2 separate regions of the Homo sapiens genome follow, and region 1 is linked to region 2. A link is an interaction called in ENCODE POLR2A ChIA-PET data of the cell type or tissue named here. Cell type or tissue: OCI-LY7. All regions are shown on one strand. Each heading gives the region's core, and the rest is flanking DNA. Links, peaks and the distances in the headings are about the cores only.

What was found. Peaks named below come from ENCODE experiments on the same cell type or tissue, not always from the same donor. Only the 100,000 strongest peaks of a DNase experiment are listed, where the experiment ranks them.
Region 1: POLR2A ChIA-PET joins it to region 2 with 30 read pairs; 2 of 35 experiments call an interaction of 5 or more read pairs at or near these places.

What each region holds. Positions count from the first base shown.
Region 1 is chr9:5,899,582-5,909,389 of GRCh38, forward strand. MLANA (melan-A) reads left to right here. Exons shown (of 5, transcript NM_005511.2): 4 at 7,304-7,417; 5 at 9,059-9,808. The coding sequence ends at 9,127. It also overlaps a transcript of BRD10 not described here. Among named protein-coding and RNA genes, the nearest start is that of MLANA, 14 kb to the left of the region's middle. In OCI-LY7, for the core only: no CTCF peak of the experiment used is centred there; no DNase peak of the experiment used is centred there.
Region 2 is chr9:6,076,248-6,086,055 of GRCh38, forward strand. No RefSeq gene overlaps it. Among named protein-coding and RNA genes, the nearest start is that of RANBP6, 66 kb to the left of the region's middle. RefSeq lists an enhancer at 8,613-9,808. In OCI-LY7, for the core only: no CTCF peak of the experiment used is centred there; a DNase peak (open chromatin) is centred at 4,124; H3K4me3 peaks cover 1,105 bases.

The sequences.
Region 1 (9,808 bases), core at 1,028-9,027, 180 kb before region 2:
AAGTTAGGGATAGAATTCCTGCTCATACGGCTGTCCACAACAGGTTAGTAGGGGAGGACTTTAATCTCTGCCATAGAACTCCATTTGTAACTCTAGCATGGGGTTATGACATTGCCTTGTAATTGGCTATTTACTTTTTGCCTCTTCGACCCCTCCGCTTTCCCCTATGTATGAACCACAACAGAGAATATTTCTAACTCATCTTCATATCTCCAGTGCCTAGCACAGTGCCTGGCACATGGTAGTCACTCAATTGTGTTGCATTAGGACTTGGTCCCATTGTCTGCCATTGAGTTGCTTGGAGACTAGAATTCAACTTCTCCAAGATTCACTAGCTCTATTTTACACCCAGACATGTTGGAAATCTGTGATGTAACACAATGTATATCCATTTTTATTTAATACATATTTTCTTCTATATTTTGATTTCATTATATATTTGTATATCAAAAACAAAATGTTTAGTCTTTCAAGAAGTAAAGCTATACAAACTCAATATGTTGGTACTCATTTCCTAACTATAATTATTAGTTTGATCCTATTGAACACAAATGCAGTAATTTTTCTTTTCTGCTTCAATGCTCTCATCTTAAATTCATTTAATTGAAAAATAACAGAGAGTCTTAATGTCATGTGCTCAGACACTGTGAACATTTTGCTTGGTAAGTTTCAAATTCAAACTCTATGCCTCCATTCCTCTAGGATTAGATCAGTGGTTTGTAGTTTCTGAGACTTTTTATTGAGAGGGAATCGTGTTTAAATTTCCTGGTTTATTTAATTTCCATATTTATTTTTTAAATTAATATTAAAATCTTATTTTGAGATTTTCATATATCTAGAAAAGTCAGTTTGGAGATCAGCAGTCTAATAAGTTTAGGCAAAATTATGTAAAATAGTGCATTAAGTATTGCATTTAATTACATAATTACCTCCCTTTCTGTCTTCAGTGATTCTATTTTCATTTTAAAGCAAAGGGATGTAAATGACATTAAATATGAGCTTTGGGCATGTGAATTACTCCACCTTTAACAATCTTCATTAAGCTTGAAATGTCTACTTTTCAACTTCCATTTGTCCACAGAGAGGCTGGTTGGAATTTAGATCTCTTAAAATTTCTCCCTTGGTTAACAATTCCCCTGAGCCCTGGAAAACATCTTTTGAAAGGAAAGGCTGCTTTTTGTAGCAACAGGAAGTGGGAAATGATTTGTAATAAACTGAACAGTGGTTTTTATATTAACCAGTTTTACATCTTCACTTGGAAGTTCAAGGACAAAATACTTTTGATTCTTGGAGAATTTCATGGCCCTTGCTCTCAGCTCAGTTTACACTCATGTGTCAGGGCACTGTGTTTTTCAATGCATGGTCAGTGGTCACCTGCACTGGAATACTTTGGGGTTCTTGCTAAAAGGCAGATTCTGGGATCATCTCTGGTGGTGGGATTCAGGAATCTATATTTTAAAATGTACACCCAGTTTTAATGTAAATACAGAGAACTGGCAGTGAACCGGTAGAGTGGATCATACTCTTAACCTATGGTGAGTGAGAGGCTTAAAAAAAAAAGAAAAAGAAAAAAATGGTAATTGACAAGGGCAGTTTTATTTTTTTTTCCCAATCAGTACACCTTTTATATCCTTTTCCAGTTTATTGCATTAGTTATTTGCAACTTCCAGTATGATGCTGAAAAGGAGTGGTGAGACAGGACATCCTTGCCTTGTTCCTGATCTTAGCAGAAAAGCTTCAAGTATGATGTTAACTGTTGATTTTTTGTACCTAGATATTCTTCAGCAAACTTGAGTAAGTTTCCCTTTATCCCTCGTTTATTGAGAGTTTTAAATTATGAATGGGTGTTTGATTTTGTCAAATGCTTTTTCTACATCTATTGATACAATCTTGCAAATTTCTTCTTTAGTCTATTGATGTATCAGAATAATTCATTTCTCTTTTTCTTTTTTTTTGAGATGGGGTCTCATTCTGTCACCCAGGCTGGAGTGCAGTGGCTCAATCTCAGCTTACTGTAACCTTCACCTCCCAGGCTCAGGTGATCCTCCCACCCCAGCCTTCCAAGTAGCTGGGACCACAGGTGTAAGCCACCACGCCTGGCTAAATTTTTTTGTATTTTCGGTAGAGATGGGGTTTCACCATGTTGCCCAGGCTGGTCTCAAACTCCTGAGCACAAGCAATCCACCTGCCTCAGCCTCCCAAAGTGCTGGGATTACAGGCGTGAGCCACCACGCCTGGCCTGATTTCTCAATATTGAACCAGGTTTGCATACCTGGCATAAATCCTATTTTGTCATGGTATGTAATTCCTTTTATACATTGTTAGTTTGACTTGCTAATATTTTGTTGAGATTTTTTGCATCTGTATTCATGAGTGATATTGAGCTGTAGTTTTCTCTTTTTGCAATATCTGTCTGGTATTAGGGTAATGCTGGCCTCATAGCAATGAGTTACAAAGTATTCCCTTTGCTTCTATCTTCTGAAAGAGGTTATAGAGAATTGGTATAATATCTTTCTTAAATGTTTGGTAGAACTCACCACTGAACTCATCTGGGTCTGGTGCTTTCTGTTTTGGAAAGTTATTATTGATTCAATTTTTATAATAGATATAAATCTCTTCAGATGGTCTAGTTCTTCTTGCGTGGATTTTGACAGATTGTGTCTTTCAAAGAATTGTTACATTCACCTAGGTTTTCAAATTTGTGAGCATAGTTCATAGTATTCCTTGCTTATCCTTTTCATGTCCATTATTATTTCTGATAATAGTAGTTTGTGCCTTTTTATTTCTTAGCCTAGCTAAAGGCTTATCAATTTTATTGATCTTTTCCCAGAATCAGCATTTGGTTTCATTGATTTACTCTACTGACTTTTTTTTCTTTCTTTCTTTCCTTTTTTTTTTCTAGAGACAGGGTCTCATTCTGTCATCCAGACTGGAGTGCAGTGGCACAATCATAGCTCACTGTTACCTTGAACTCCTGGGCTCAAGCACTCCAATCCTCCTGGCTCAGCCTCCTGAGTAGCTAGGACTACAGCTAGCTACCATAGTAGCTAGGATTATAGCATGTGCCTCCAGGTCTGATTAATTTTCTTTTTTTTTTTTTTAATTTGTAGAGACAGAGTCTCACTATGTTGCTCTGGTTGGTCTCAAACTCCTGGCTTCAAGCAGTCCTCCTGCCTTGCCCTCCCAAAGTACTGGCATTATAGGCATGAGCCATTGTGCTCTGCTGATTTCTTGTTTTCAATTTCATTGATTTCTGCTCTAATTTTTATTTTTCCGCTTACTTTGGATTTAATTTGCTGTTCTCTTTATTTTCCTAAGGTGAAAGCTTAGATGACTGATTTTAGATCTTTCTTCTTCTCTAATATACACATTCAATGTCATACATTTCCCTCTAAATACTGCTTGCACTGCTAAGCAGTATCCCACAAATTCTGATATCATATTTTAATTTCATTTAATTCAAAATATATTTAAATTTCTCCTGAGATTTCTCCTTTGACTCATGTGTTATGTAGAAGTGTGTTGTTTAATCTCCAAGTGTTGGGAATTTTTCAGTTATCTTTCTGTATTGATTTCTGCTTTAATTCTATTATAGTCTAAGTGCAAACATGGTATAATTTCTATTCTTTTAAATTTGTTAAGATGTGTTTTGTGGCCCAGAATGTGGTTTATCCTGGTTAATGTTCTGAGCTTGAGAAGAAAGTGTATTCTGTTGTCGTTGGATGAAGTAGCCTACAGATGTCTATTATATCTAGTTAATCGAAGATTTTGTTGAGTTCCACTCTGTCACAGTATATAATTCCTTTTATATATTGTTAGGTTTGATTTGCTAATATGTTGTTGAGTTTTTTTGCATCTATATTTATGAGAGATAACGAATTGTCATTTTCTTTTCTTGTAATATCTTTGTTTTTGATATTAGGGTAATGTTGGCCTCATACAATGAGTTAGTCCTTACTGATTTTTTACCTGCTGGCTTTGTGTTATTTCTGATAGAGAGATGTTGAAGCCTCCAACTGTAACTCCAACTTCATAGTGGATGCAACTATTTTTCCTTGCAGTTCTATCAGTTTTTATCTCATGTATTTTGATGCTGTGTTCTTAGGTACATGCAATGTTAGGTGTTCTTATGTCTTCTTGGAGAATGAACACCTTTATCGTTATGTAATATCCCTCTTTATCCCTGATAACTTTCCTTGAAATCTCCTTCTGAAACTAATATAGGAACTCCTACTTTCTTTTCATTAGTGTTAGCATGGTATATCTTTTTCTATGCACTTACTTTTTTTTTTTTGAGACAGAGTCTCGCTGTGTCACCTAGACTGGAGTGCAGTGGTGTGATCTCAGCTCACTGCAACCTCCACTTCCTGGGTTCAAGTGATTCTCCTGCCTCAGCCTCCCAAGTAGCTGGTATTACAGGTGTGCGCCACCAAGCCTGGCTAAGTTTTGTATTTTTAGCAGAGATGGGGTTTCACCATGTTGCCCAGGCTGGTCTTGAACTCCTGAGCTCAGGCAATCCGCCTGCCTTGGTCTCCCAAAGTGCTTGGGATTACAGGTGTGAGCCACCATGCCTGGCCTCTATCCACTTACTTTTAATGTACATGTATGTGTCTTTATATTTAAAGAGGGTTTCTTGTAGAGAACACATAGTTGGGTCTTGTTTGTTGATCCACTCTGACAATCTGTCTTTTAATTGGTGCATTTAGACCATTGATATTCAAAGTAGTTATTGATATAGTTGGATTGATATCTACCATATTGTTACTGTTTTCTACCTGTTGCCTCTGTTCTTTGTTTCTATTTTTGTCTTTACTCTTTTTCTGCCTTTTGTGATTTTCACTGGACATTTTATATGATTCCATTTTCTCTCCTTTCTTGGCATATCAGTTATACTTTTTTCTTTTTGAGACAGAATCTCACTCACTCTGTCGCCCAGGCTGGAGTGCAGTGGCACGATCTCAGCTCACTGCCACCTCTGCCTCCCAGGTTCAAGTGATTCTCCTGTCTCAGCCTCCTGAGTAGCTGAGATTAAAGGTGCATACTACTATGCTCATCTAATTTTTGTATTTTTAGTAGAGACGGGGTTTCATCATGTTGGCCAGGCTGGAACTCGACCTCAAGTGATCCACCCACTTGGCCTCCCAAAGTGCTAGGATTACAGGCGTGAGCCACCGCGCCCAGTCCAGTTACACTTCTTTTTTTTTTTTTTTGAGACGGAGTCTCACTCCGTTGCCCAGGCTGGAGTGCAGTGGTATGATCTGGGCTCACTGCAAGCTCTGCCTCCTGGGTTCATGCCATTCTCCTGACTCAGCCTCCCAAGTAGCTGGGACTACAGGTGCCCGCTACCATGCCTGGCTAATTTTTTGTATTTATAGTAGAGATGTCATTTCACTGTGTTAGCCAGGATGGTCTCAATCTCCTGACCTCGTGATCCACACGCCTTGACCTCCCAAAGTGCTGCGATTACAGGTGTGAGCCACCGTGCCCGGCCTTATACTTCTTTTTTACTTTTTTTCAGTGGTTTCCCTAGAGTTTGCAACATACATTTACAACTAATTCAAATCCACTTTCAAATAACACTATACCATTTCATAGGCATTATGAGTATCTTAAAATAATCCTAATTCCTTCCTCCTGTAAACTAAAAACAAAATCCTAAATCCTCCAAACAACTGAATGGACCCCCTCTTCACCAAGGGGACCCCAGGGAAACCTGAAAAACTGAGTGTTGGCCATGACGGGAAGGGAGGTGAGAGATGCCTCATTATACTCCCTCCCTTTTAGAGTTTTAGGTACAACTGACCAGCATTAATTTTAAAATAGAGATTACAGGACTGACAGAATGAACTCTTTGTGGCAATATCAAATTAGGAACAAGACAATGCAAGGAAAGGGTTAAATCATGCCCTTCAAACCATAAAAAAATTTTTTTTTAATTAACCCCATATAATGTGGTATACTTTCCAAACTGACTCTGGTATAGCATCACATGACAGATTGCAGACTCCCTTACCTTAAGCATTCCTTTATACTGACTTCAAGTCTTAAGACAGAGCTGAACTCTTTCAACCAGCTGCTAACTAAAGAATACCTAAAACCCACCTGTGACTTGTAAGTCTCTGCTTTGCCATGTCCTGCCTTTTCAGGCTGACCCAATGTATACCTTCCGTGTATTGATTTATGATTTTTACCTACAATTCCTGTCTTCCTGAAACATATAAAACCAAATCATAACCCAACCACCTCAGGCACACTTTCTCAGGACCTCTTGAGACTATTCTCCCGGCCATGGTCATTCATATCGGCACAGAATAAACCTCTTTAAAATATTTTGCAGTTTTTTTCTTTCTGTTAACATTCCTTTCCCTTGTATCATTGCTGTTATTAATTTCAAGTATATATAAGCATACCTAATTAAATACATTGTTGCTATTATTCATTTTTGAACAAACTATTATCTGTTAAATCAACTAAGAATAAGACAAATATGTTGGGTGCAGTGGTGCATGCCTATAGTCTCAGCTACTCAGAGGCTGAGGCAGGAGGATTGCTTGAGCTCAGGAGTTTAAGACCAGCCTAGGCAACTTAGCAAGATCATGTCTCTTAAAAAAAAAAAAAGAAAGAAAGAAAAACAAAGTTTTAGGAGGCTGAGGCAGGAGTATCACTTGAACCCAGGACGCAGAGGTTGCAGTGAGCCGAGATCGTGCCATTATACTCCAGCCTGGGCAACAGAGTGAGACTCTGTCTCAAAAAAAAAAAAAGAAAAGAAAAGAAAAGAAAAAAAAAGTTTTTATTTTACCTTCACTTATTCCTTCTTGGATGTTCTTCCTTTATGTAGGTACAAGGTTCTGACCTATGTTATTTTCTTTTTCTCTAAAGAACTTCAAAAGTTTCCTGCAAGGCAGGTCTACTGGCAATGAATTCCCTCAATTTTTGCTTGACAAAGTCTTTATTTCTGCTTCACTATTGATGGATAATTTCACAAGAGTGTTCCTTTTGTAGATTCACTCTTCTTATCCTTCCCTTCAGAAATATTCTTTGACCAACTATTGGGTCCCAGGTACTGCACTAGAGCTTTACTTCTAGTTAATTCCCACAGCAATTCTGAGAGGTAGGTAGGTATTATATTCCTAGATGCAAACTCAGAATTCAGAAGGTAAAGTGATGAGACTGAAGGCACACAGCAAGTAAGTGGCAGAACCTAGATTAAAACTCATTCTTAAAACTTTGGCTTCCTTCTCTTTTCTTTAATGGATTCAGTTACTTCTTCTCACCCACTCACCTTTATCAATTTACATTTCAGGATAAAAGTCTTCATGTTGGCACTCAATGTGCCTTAACAAGAAGATGCCCACAAGAAGGGTTTGATCATCGGGACAGCAAAGTGTCTCTTCAAGAGAAAAACTGTGAACCTGTGGTAGGTTAAGATCCTTCATAAGGGTATTTTCATGAATGGCTGTTTTTAACTCAAGTGAATACAATTATTTCCATTTAAAAAGCAAGGACAATGTGAATGTACTCATTGCCACTGAACTATATACACCTAAAAATGGTTAAAATGGCAACTTTTATGTGTATTTTATGAGAATAAAAAATAAATAATAATAAAAAACAAGGGAAGTACAGATATTTTCTTAATTGTGTTGTCACATACCCAGTGTTTCCAGGGTCAATAATGAGAGCCCTACATGTAAGATTCAAAGGAAGAATTTAGTCCTGGATACAATATTCTTTTATGTTTTTAGTTATATTTGCCTTTTTAATGGATGCAGATATATACAGAGGGAAGGGATAAAGTACCTATTATTTATTGTATAGAGCTGTGCTGTCTGATGGCTTAGCCACTAGTCACATGGTGCTATTGAACACTTAAAACACAGGAGTTTGAAATAAGATGTATTATAATACATATCATATTTCAAAAATATTAGTATGTAGAAAAGAAGATAAATGGTTCATTAATGATTTTTATATTGATTCACCTTGAAATAAATATTCTGAAAATATTAGGTTAAACAAAATATTTTAAGATTAATTTTACATGTTTCTTCTTTTAAATGTAGCTACTAGAAATTTTAAAATTACATATGGCTGGGCATGGTGGCTCACACCTGTAATCCCAGCACTTCGGGAGGCCGAGGTGGGTGGATCACCTGATCTCAGGAGCTCGAGACCAGCCTGGCAAACATGGTGAAATCCTATCTTTACTAAAAATACAAAAATTAGCCAAGCGTGGTGGTGCATGCCTGTAATCCCAGCTACTTGGGACGCTGAGGCAGGAGAATCACTTGAACCCGGGAGGTGGAGGTTGCAGTGAGCCGAGATAGTGCCACTGCACTCCAGCCTGGGAGACAAGAGCAAAACTCCATCTCAAAAATAAATAAATAAAATAAAATTACATAAGTGGCTTGTACCATATTTCTATTGGACAGCACTAGTACATATACAACACAGCATAATGGTTGAGAGCACTGACTCTGGAGCCAAATTACTGTGTTTGATTCTTAGCTCCACAACTTACTAGTTGTGTGACCATGGGCAAGCGAGTTAACCTCTCTGTGCCCCAGTTTCCCATTCTGTAACATGAAAATAATAAAAACACTCCCAGAATTGTTGTGAGCATTAAATGAAGCCCTGACACATTTGTTCTGGATACAATATCCTCTTGTTTTATATTTGGTAGTATCAATGTGCCTTTAGACACAATTACAACGATCTCTGTGGTAAAGATGCAATGTATATGGTGTCTATAAATAGCATTCAATGATTCGTTAGTTAGGGCTTGAGACTTTTACTGTCATGGAAAATCTAGGTATAGCTAAGCTTTTGAGATTTTGGGAACTCCTTAACCCTATTTTTCTCTACTCTTGCCCCCAACAATCAGCCTATATACTTGTGAAATTTAACAATTACTTCACTGGGCAGAAATTATATGGGAACACTTAGAAATTTCAGTCCACAGGGAAAGTATAAATATGTTAACTATTTTAACTTAATCCCTTCCTAGAAACACATACACTGTTGCCAAGCCCATATTCTCCCTTTCTTGTTCTCACAGGTTCCCAATGCTCCACCTGCTTATGAGAAACTCTCTGCAGAACAGTCACCACCACCTTATTCACCTTAAGAGCCAGCGAGACACCTGAGACATGCTGAAATTATTTCTCTCACACTTTTGCTTGAATTTAATACAGACATCTAATGTTCTCCTTTGGAATGGTGTAGGAAAAATGCAAGCCATCTCTAATAATAAGTCAGTGTTAAAATTTTAGTAGGTCCGCTAGCAGTACTAATCATGTGAGGAAATGATGAGAAATATTAAATTGGGAAAACTCCATCAATAAATGTTGCAATGCATGATACTATCTGTGCCAGAGGTAATGTTAGTAAATCCATGGTGTTATTTTCTGAGAGACAGAATTCAAGTGGGTATTCTGGGGCCATCCAATTTCTCTTTACTTGAAATTTGGCTAATAACAAACTAGTCAGGTTTTCGAACCTTGACCGACATGAACTGTACACAGAATTGTTCCAGTACTATGGAGTGCTCACAAAGGATACTTTTACAGGTTAAGACAAAGGGTTGACTGGCCTATTTATCTGATCAAGAACATGTCAGCAATGTCTCTTTGTGCTCTAAAATTCTATTATACTACAATAATATATTGTAAAGATCCTATAGCTCTTTTTTTTTGAGATGGAGTTTCGCTTTTGTTGCCCAGGCTGGAGTGCAATGGCGCGATCTTGGCTCACCATAACCTCCGCCTCCCAGGTTCAAGCAATTCTCCTGCCTTAGCCTCCTGAGTAG
Region 2 (9,808 bases), core at 790-8,789:
AGAACTGCTTGAACCTAGGAGGCGGAGCTTGCAGTGAACTGAGATTGTGCCACTGCGCTCCAGCCTGGTGACAGAGCGAGACTCTGTCTCAAAAAAACAAAACAAAACAAAACAAACAAACAAAAAAAAGTAGTCATTTCCTTTCCATCTCAGAAGAGTCATCTAATCCAGTGTAGTCTATATAGTAGTTACTCAATAATGTGAATGTCAATGATGGCTGCTAGGAGTTTCCAAGTAGAAGAAGAGTGGCTCAAATTTTCTGTTATTTGCCTCACTTTCTACAGCCACATTCTGTTAATTTCACCCTAATGGCCCTCATCCTGGAACCATAATCTACCCTTAGAAATATACACTCACCAGGCCGGGCGCGGTGGCTCACACCTATAATCCCAGCACTTTGGGAGGATGAGGCGGGCTGATCACAAGGTCAGGAGACTGAAACCATTCTGGCTAACACGGTGAAACCCTGTCTCCACTAAAAATACAAAAAATTATCTGGGCATGGTGGCAGGCACCTGTAGTCCCAGCTTGTCCAGAGGCTGAGGCAGGAGAATGGCGTGAACCCAGAGGCAGAGTTTGCAGTGAGCCGAGATCACACCACTGCACTCCAGCCTGGGTGACAGCGCAAGACTCCATCTCAAAAAAAAAAAAAAAAAAGAAATATACACTCATCAAACAGGACAATGGTTTCCCAGCAATCCTAGTTATGGTTAAATTATTCTCAACGTTTCCTTTTCCAAAAAATGCTGCATTTCCTCTCGATTCCACCCACATAATATGACTCCTCAACTTACACAAAGCCATGCATTATTTCTATTTTTTTCTTCTCAGAAACATTAGTCATCTTCAAGACTTTCTCTTCCAAGCTTCCCGTCATATGCATAGTTGCCCAAACCTGAAGCCTTTGTTGTCATCTTCCAATCTTCTTTCTCTCCCAGCTTCACTTCTTCTCTCAACCGAATCAATCCCATTTCGTCCCCTCCTTTGTACTAAGACTCAGACTGTTTGAGTTCAGACACTCATTACTCCTTCCTGGCGTTAACACAATGTCTTCATATCACTCACTAGAGGTGAAGATACCATCCTAAAGATTACCTCTGTCCCTTCTTTGCTCTTGCTTTTTCAGTGATGCCTTCAGAGACATATTTCTTCTTTCCTTTTTTTTTTTGGCAGGGGGTGTTATAGCAGCAATAGGACAGAAACATTTTTCAAAGGATGTGCCAAGGAACAGTTACATCCGGGCTTGTTAATTATTATTTGTAAAAACAATTTATAGGCTTAAATAACTGGGGAATATTGAGTTAAACAAAGATGATATGGTTTCTTCGCTTAAGACTTTCGGGCCGGGTGTGGTGGCTCACGCTTGTAATCTCAGCACTTTGGGAAGCTGAGGAGGGAGGATCACCTGAGGTCAGGAGTTTGAGACCAGCCTGGCCAACAAAGTGAAACCCCGTCTCCACTACAAATATAAAATTTAGCCGGGCATGTTGGCAGAAGCCTGTAATCCAAGCTACTCAGGTGGCTGAGGCAGGAGAATCGCTTGAACCTGGGAGGCAGAGTTTGCAGTGAGCCAAGATTGTGCCACTGCACTCCAGCTCGGGTGACAGAACGAGACTCCATCTCAAAAAATAAAAAAAAAAAAAAATACTTTCAAAGCCTGAAACATGATACTTATTATGAATTGCTAAGGGAATATGGGCTCCAATCTATTATTCAAGTATTATCTCATTGTATATTCTGAACAAAATATAAATTCTATTATACTTTTAGCCTCAGTGAGGAAAATCAAAAAAGCAGTTTGGAAGGTTAGTTTCCAGAATTTAAGATACAAGTATTCAATTGCAAAGGCTTTATATTCTAAAATTTCTTTAGAACAGGAAATTAATAAATGAGATATGCGGATGGGATTTCTTTGCAGCCCAGAAGAAATTCAGAAGGGGCCATTGGGCAAAAACACCTTTAAATGTCTGAGCCTCCAGGCTCTGACAGAGAGAAGAAGATTAATTTCAAACCTACTTATTATATCACAATTGTGCAATCCAATGGATACTTTTCAGTGCTTGCCTTACTTGTGTCCCTGTGGTCTTTTTGTCTTGGAATTCTTTCCTCTGTCAACTTCCATTACCCCATCCTACTATTTTTCCTTCTACTTTTGAGACTGCTCTTTCTCAGCTTCCTTTCTGTATTTTTTTACATAGTAATATCCCTAAAGAGTCCTTCTTACTCTGGTTCCTCTTATCATTCTCTGTACTCTCCTTCAACTGTACTACTTGTCCTGATAACTCAACTGCCCACCAAATATCTCTGCAAAAGCCGCACATTCACTGTGAACTCAATGTGTACAAACCTAAACTCACCACTCACCCCAAACCACTAAATTCTCTAGATTCCAAATCAGAAGAGTCTCTTGTCTCCTCCATTTTAGTAAATGACACCACCAGCCCTCTATAGCTTTTTAGGTGTGGGAATATGATGAGGTTTCTTTTCAAATAGCCTGATCAATCCTTTATTCTTTAATTCATGGTACCCCCCACCCATTTTTTCTTTTTCTTTTTTCTTCCTTTCTGCCTTTGTTACATACCCAGAAACACCACAGTACCGGGCGTTATCAGTACCAGCTCACATTCCTTTCCTTATTTGGAAAGAAGACTAGCTCTCTAGCTCACTGCAGACACCCCTACTCCTTTCCCCTGTCTCCCTTATATGCCCACCTTATCTAAAAAAGGTTCAAATGTTTAGCCAATTGGGACTAGTTTAGATTGTAGGGCCCGACCCCGGCCAATGGGGAAAGGGTACAGGGTCAGGACTTGCATTAGGAATAAAGGCTCTCATGCCCCTTTGTTCAGGTGTGCTCTCATGGTGACCGGCCAAGGAGAAGCACCCCTCTGCGCAAAAGTAAAATTGCTTGGTTAAGAATCCTTTGTTTGAGTGTTCAATTTCCTTAGGATTTTGGGCATTATTCTCAACAATTCTGGTGCCCAAATTCTGGGGCTCAAATACTCTCCTTTGGGAAGGGGGTCTTTGGTCACCTCACCCAGGGGTCCCACTGTCTTGTTATGGTGGCCAGAGGGTGAGGGGGGTCAGGGCCCACCCATTGTGATGAATAAATCTGGGTTCTCAGCAAAGCAGGGAGGAGAGGCTTGCAAGACCGTGGCAATAAGAGGACCAGGTAATTCTTGTGCATGGAAAAAGGTAGGAGACTTCACAAAGGTGACAAAGTATTTCCTTGGTGGTCAGGATAATTTGGAGTTTGACAGTGTGTGAATGGGGCTAAGCATTATGGTTGTGTGGAGTGAGTGAGTCTTCTCTGCGGTTTCGTGTTGCCATCTATCGACTAGGGGCAGGAAGAGTCACAGTAGACAAAGAGAAAGAAGGGTACAAGGAGCCTCCAGAGGGGTGAGCTATAGGATATGCAGGAAACCCTTAACGGGAGAGGCTAAGCCTCCAGAAAGGGGGAGGTAAGACACCTCCAACACAACAGGTTGAACCCCCTCTTAAAGCCTCATTGAGCCTCTAGAAAGAGGGGGGTAGACACCTCTAACAGGAGAGGTTAGAGCCCCCCATAACCCCTAAGATGGGGAATGTTTCATGTAAGACAGGAAAACTAAAGAGTCAAGAGAGCAATGAAATTCCTTCTGATAGCCCCTTGGGGCTTATGCTAAAGTATTGGAAAGATAATGAGAGGACCAAGTATAAACGAAAACAGCAGATGATAAAATATTTTTGTTTTATTTGGGCTCGAGAACCCATCCTGAAACCCTCACTTTTCTGGCCAAAATTTGGGTCAAATGAGGAGCGGATTTGTCAGCTCTTAATTGAGCATGTTAATGATAAGAGCCCTGTTTCCCAGGAAGAAATTGATTACACCCTCTATTGGTGGCAGGGACCTATCCTCCTTTACCCTTTAGACTCCGGAGGGAGAAAGCCAGAAGCCAACCCCTCTGGCAGGGAAAGAGTTCCCATGTCTAGACAACCCACACCCACTAACACGTGGGACCCTCTAGATCACCTTCCTCCATTCAGTGCCCCCATCCCACTCCTCCAGTTCCTGTTTCAGGTCCCTCCCCTGCTTGTGTCACTCTTCCAGCTGCCCCCAATCCCGCCCCTCCGGTTCCCGTTTCAGGTCCCTCCCCTGCTTGCGTCACTCTTCTGGCCGCCCCGATCCCGCCCCTCTGGTTCCCATTTCCGTTTCAGGTCCCTCCCCTGTTTGCATCATTCTTCTGGTTGCCCCCCAGTCCCGCCCCTCCAGCTCCCGTTTCCATTTCAGGTCCCTCCCCTGCTTGTGTCACTCTTCCAGTTGTTCCCGATTCCGTCCCTCTGGCTGCGGTTTCGGGTTACTGCCCAGCTGTTTCAGGCCACTCCCTCACCTGTGTCACTTGCCCGTGTTCCATTCCCCCAGCTGCTGCTGCAGATCCCTCCCCGACCTGTGGTTTCTATACTCATATACTCATATTGCTCCTCCTGCCTATAATCCTCACTTTGCAGAATTACCATCTTGTGAGCCTGCCCCCCTCCTCAACAAAACTATTAAGTATCCCTCTTTAAAGGGGCTTCAATGTGAAATAGAGCAATGTAAAAAAGATATTCGAAACTTTCCATTTCCCTCCACACCTAAAGAGCCAGATCCAACTTTCTTTCCTCTAAGGGTGGTACCACAAGGACAGGGGGTGGCTATTGGCTTTGTAAACTCTCCCTTGACCAGTTCAGAAGTCCAGAATTTAAAAAAGGAGCTTAAGCCATTATTGGATGACCCTTATGGAGTAGCAGATCAAATTGATCAATTTCTAGGGCCTCAGATATACACTGGGCTGAGTTGATGTCCATTTTGGGTGTCCTCTTTTCAGGGGAAGAACGAAGTACGATTCGGAGGGCTGCTATGGTGGTTTGGGAATGTGAGCACCCTTCTGGTCAAAATGTTCCTCCTGCAGACCATAAATTTCCCACCCGAGACCCCCAGTGGGACAATAACAATGCAAATCACTGGGAAAACGTGAAGGACCTAAGGAAGATGATAATAAAAGGAATTCGAGAATCAGTACCCCGAACTCAAAATCTTTCTAAAGCATTTGATATTCAACAGGAAAAAGATGAGGGACCTGCTAGATTCTTAAACAGATTGAGGGAGCAAATGAGACAATATGCAGGCCTTGATTTGGAAAACCCCCTTGGACGAGGAATGTTAAAACCTCACTTTGTTACTAAAAGTTGGCCAAACATTTCAAGAAAATTACGAAAGATAGAAAGTTGGGAGGACCAGCCTCTGAGTGAACTGCTCAGGGAGGCTCAAAAAGTATATGTGAGAAGAGATGAGGAAAACAAAAACAAAAACAAAAGACAAAACTCATGTTTTCTGCCTTCCAACAGATGGCTCCAAATCCATATATCTCTAAGCAGGGCTTTCAAGGGGCCAGAGATTATAAGGGGCCTAAACCCTCCTTTAGAGGACTGAAGCCTCCATCTGGAGGGTCAAGGTCCTCATTTAATAAGCCCCCTAAGTGGTATAGGGGAGCAAGGGCTGAGAATGCTAAGACTGAGACGGAAGAAGGACAAGATAGAGGCTACAGATGTGGAAGAACAGGCCACTTCAAGAGGGAATGTCCTGAAATAAAGAGAGAGAGAGAAATTTTTACACTCATGACTTCCGAAGAACAATAGGGGAGTCAGGGGCTCTGCCTCTTTTATTTTGAGTCCCACCAGGAGCCCTTGATAAATTTGGAGGTAGGACCTAAACATGAATTTATCACCTTTTTAGTTGATTCAGGAGCTTCACACTCCTCTGTTTGTTTCCCTCCACCTGGTCTTACCTGCTCTTCGGAAGAAGTTTTAGTCAGCGGGGTAAAAGGAGAAGGATTTAAGGCAAAAATTTTTAGAAAGCACAGAAGTCAGATATCAAGATTGATTTACTCATATTCAATTTTTATTAATTCCTGAAGTGGGAACTAATCTATTAGGAAGGGACTTAATGGTAAGGCTAGGTACAGGCCTTCGAGTGGGCCCTAAAGGATTCCTCACTTCACTACATTTACTCACTGCTGTAAATGAGAAATATATTCATCCTGATGTCTGGTCAAAGGAAGGAAATAGAGGGAAACTCCAAATCTCTCCAATACATATCAAACTAAAAAATCCTGGGGAAATAGTAAGGAGAAAGCAGTACCCCATTCCTTTAGAGGGCAGAGTAGGGCTAAAGCCTGTAATTAAGGGTCTCATTAAAGATGGGCTTCTTGAACCCTGTATGTCTCCTTACAATACCCCAATCATGCCTGTCAAGAAATCAGATGGGTCCTATTGATTAGTGCAAGACCTTAGAGCTATTAATCAAGTAGTCCAGACCACTCACCCCATTGTTCCTAACCCTTACACCATTCTTAGCAAAATTCTATACAATCATCAGTTGTTTACATTGACGGATTTAATCTGGCATGCCCTTGGCTAAGGATAGCTGAGATATATTTGTTTTTGAGTGGGAAGACCCCCACTCAGGGCTGAGACAACAATATTGATGGACAGTCTTGCCCCAGGGGTTCACAGACTCCCCCAACCTCCCTCTTTGGTCAGATCCCAGAACAAGTACTAGAGAAAGTCACAGTCCCTAAGCAAATATGCCTGCTTCAGTACGTAGATGATCTTCTTATATCTGGTAAAGATATAAAGGAAGTAAGTGACTTCTCTACACATATTCTCAATCACTTGCAATGTGAGGGGTTGTGGGTCTCAAAAGGGAAACTTCAGTATGTAGAACCTGAAGTTAAATACTTAGGTCACCTAATCAGTGCTGGTAAATGAAGAATAGGCCTTGAAAGAGTGGAGGGAATTGTTTCTCTACCCCTGCCTCAAAATAAACAAGAACTCAGGAAATTTTTAGGACTAATTAGATATTGCTGTTTATGGATTGACACATTTGCATTAAAAAGTAAACTTCTATATGAGAAACTTGCCCAGTGCAAACCTGATTGTCTCTTGTGGACTTCTGAGGAAATCCAGCAAATTGAGGAATTAAAAGAGATGCTCATAACTGCCCCTATTCTAGCTCTACACTCCCTAGAGTTTTTGTTAACGTAAATAATGAGGTAGCTCTAGGAGTTCTTACCTAAGGGCATGGAGGCAATTGACAGCCCGTGGCCTTCTTGTTAAAGGTCTTAGACCCAGTCACTTTTGAGTGGCCCCAATGTATCCAATCCATCACGGCTACAGCAGTATTAGTTGAAGAAAGTAGGAATTTAACCTTTGGAGGAAAGTTAACAGTAAGCACACCCCACCAAGTTAGAACTATTTTAAGTCAGAAAGCAGGAAGGTGGATCACTGACTCAAGGATTTTAAAATATGAGGCTATCCTACTGGAAAAAGATGATTTAATATTAACTACTGAAAATTCACTTAATCCAGAAGCCTTTCTGATAGGGGATCCAAACTTAAAAAGAGAGCACGCATGTTTAGATCTGATTGATTACCATACAAAAGTTCGACCAGACTTAGGAGAAACTCCCTTCAAGAGAGGGGGGCACTTATTCATAGATGGCTCCTCCTGCGTAATTGAAGGGAAAAGACATCATGGGTATTCAGTGATTGATGGAGAAACGCTTGAAGAAGTAGAATCAGGAAGACTGCCTAATAATTGGTCTGCCCAGACATGTGAACTGTTTGCACTCAGCCAAGCTTTAGAACATTTACAAAACCAAGAAAGAACTATCTATACTGACTCTAAGTATGCCTTTGGGGTGGCACACACATTTGGAAAAATTTGGATGGAGAGGAGTCTTACCAATAGTAGAGGCCAAGATTTAGTTCATAGAGAACTAATTGCTTGTGTCCTCTATAATCTCCAATTGCCAGAAGAGATAGCTATTGTACATGTCCCAGGGCATCAGAGGGACTTGTCTTTCACAAGTCGGGGAAATAATCTCGCAGATCAGATAGCAAAGCAAGCTGCCGTTTCTTCTGAAATGCCTGTTTTTCATTTAACTCCATGCCTTCCTTCTCCTACTGCAACCCCCATTTTCGCTTCCATTGAAAAAGAGAAGTTAATAAGAATAGGAGCTAAAGAGAACACAGAAGGGAAATGGATATTATCAGATCAAAGGGAGATGTTGTCAATACCTCTCACGAGGGAGATCTCGTCTCAATTACATCAGGGGACCCAATGGGGACCCCAAGCAATGTATGATGCAGTTCTCCAGGTTTATGGGTATATAGGAATTTACACCCTGGCCAAACAAGTTATAGATAGTTGTTTAATACGTAAAAAAGACTAATAAGCAGATTCTAAGGAAATTGCCCCTTGGAGGAAGGAATCCAGGGCTGAGACCATTTCAAAGTGTTCAGATTGATTATACCGAAATGCCCCCAGCTGGTTGCTTAAAATACTTAGTAGTAGTAATAGACCACTTTACCCACTGGGTAGAGGCTATCCCATTCTCAAGTGCAACCACCAATAATGTAGTCTAAGCATTAATTGAAAACATCGTACCCAGATTTGGACTAGTGGAAAATATTGATTCAGATAATGGAACCCATTTCACTGCACATGTCATTAAGAAGTTAGCCCAGGTACTAGATATAAATTGGGAATATCATACCCCCTGGCATCCATCCTCCTCAGGAAGGGTAAAGCAGATGAATCAGACTCTAAAAAACCACTTAAGTTAGTTTTAGAACCCGATTGCCATGGACTAAATGTCTTCCTATTGCTTTGTTAAGAATCCAGACTGCCCCTTGGAGAGATATTGGCCTTTCCCCTTATGAAATGCTCTACGGATTGCCCTACTTACACTCTGCTGCTGACATCCCTACATTTGAAACTAAAGATCATTTCCTCAAAATCTATACACTTTGTCTATCCTCTATCTTCTCCTGCCTTAAGACTAAAGGTCTCCTAGCACAGGCGCCACCCCTGGAGTTTCCAGCACATCAACATCAGCCTGGAGACTATGTCCTCATCAAAGGGTGGAAGGAAGGGAAACTCGAACCAGCTTGGGAAGGACCCTACCTAGTGCTCCTAATTACTGAGACTACAGTCCGGACAGCGGAAAGAGGATGGACTTATCACACCCAAGTCAAAAAGACGCTGCCACCTTCAGAATCATGCACTGTCACTCCTGGGCTCACCCCCACCAAACTAACTCTAAAAAGAGATTACTAATCACTTACTTATTTTCTTTTCAACAGAAGGTCATCTTGTCATCAATGGTAACTCAGGCTAGCCAACCTTTAACCCTTCTGTTTGACGTCTGTTCAGTCATCCCGTGCGGAGATGAGCAAGCTCAAAGGAAGGTATCCCATGGTGATAAGTATCTATGTCCATACTGCAAAGAGTCAACCAAGTATAAGTATGGAACTTCAAAACGTCCCTGTAGTGACTGGGCAGATGTTTGGTGGACCACTAAGTACAAAGGGTGGACAGCCAGGCCGCCTGCTTCAAATAGGTTACGGGGACTAAGACAAAAACTCCAACTAGTCCGTGGCCACACCCCACCAAATTGTAAGCTGTTGCACTGTTACCCCTTGTTGCTGATTATAAATCATCCCTGGACAATAGCCCAAGAACCCTCTGTATTTGAACGGTATGGGTTAGAAGCAGATGTTTCAGGATAAGGCCCTATAGGAATCTTCTCCCTAAGGTTATTTAAACCACTGGTTAACAACAATAAAGGAATTCAGGCCCAGAGTCCAGGAGACATGTGGAACCCAACGCTCTCCCCAGGTATAGCGAGTCCAACGTCCTCCTCACATCTCCAAAATGACCCAACCAAGGTAACAGTTGTGGAGGTAGAAAACTTAAGGCAAACTATAGCTCTAGAAACAGGATATC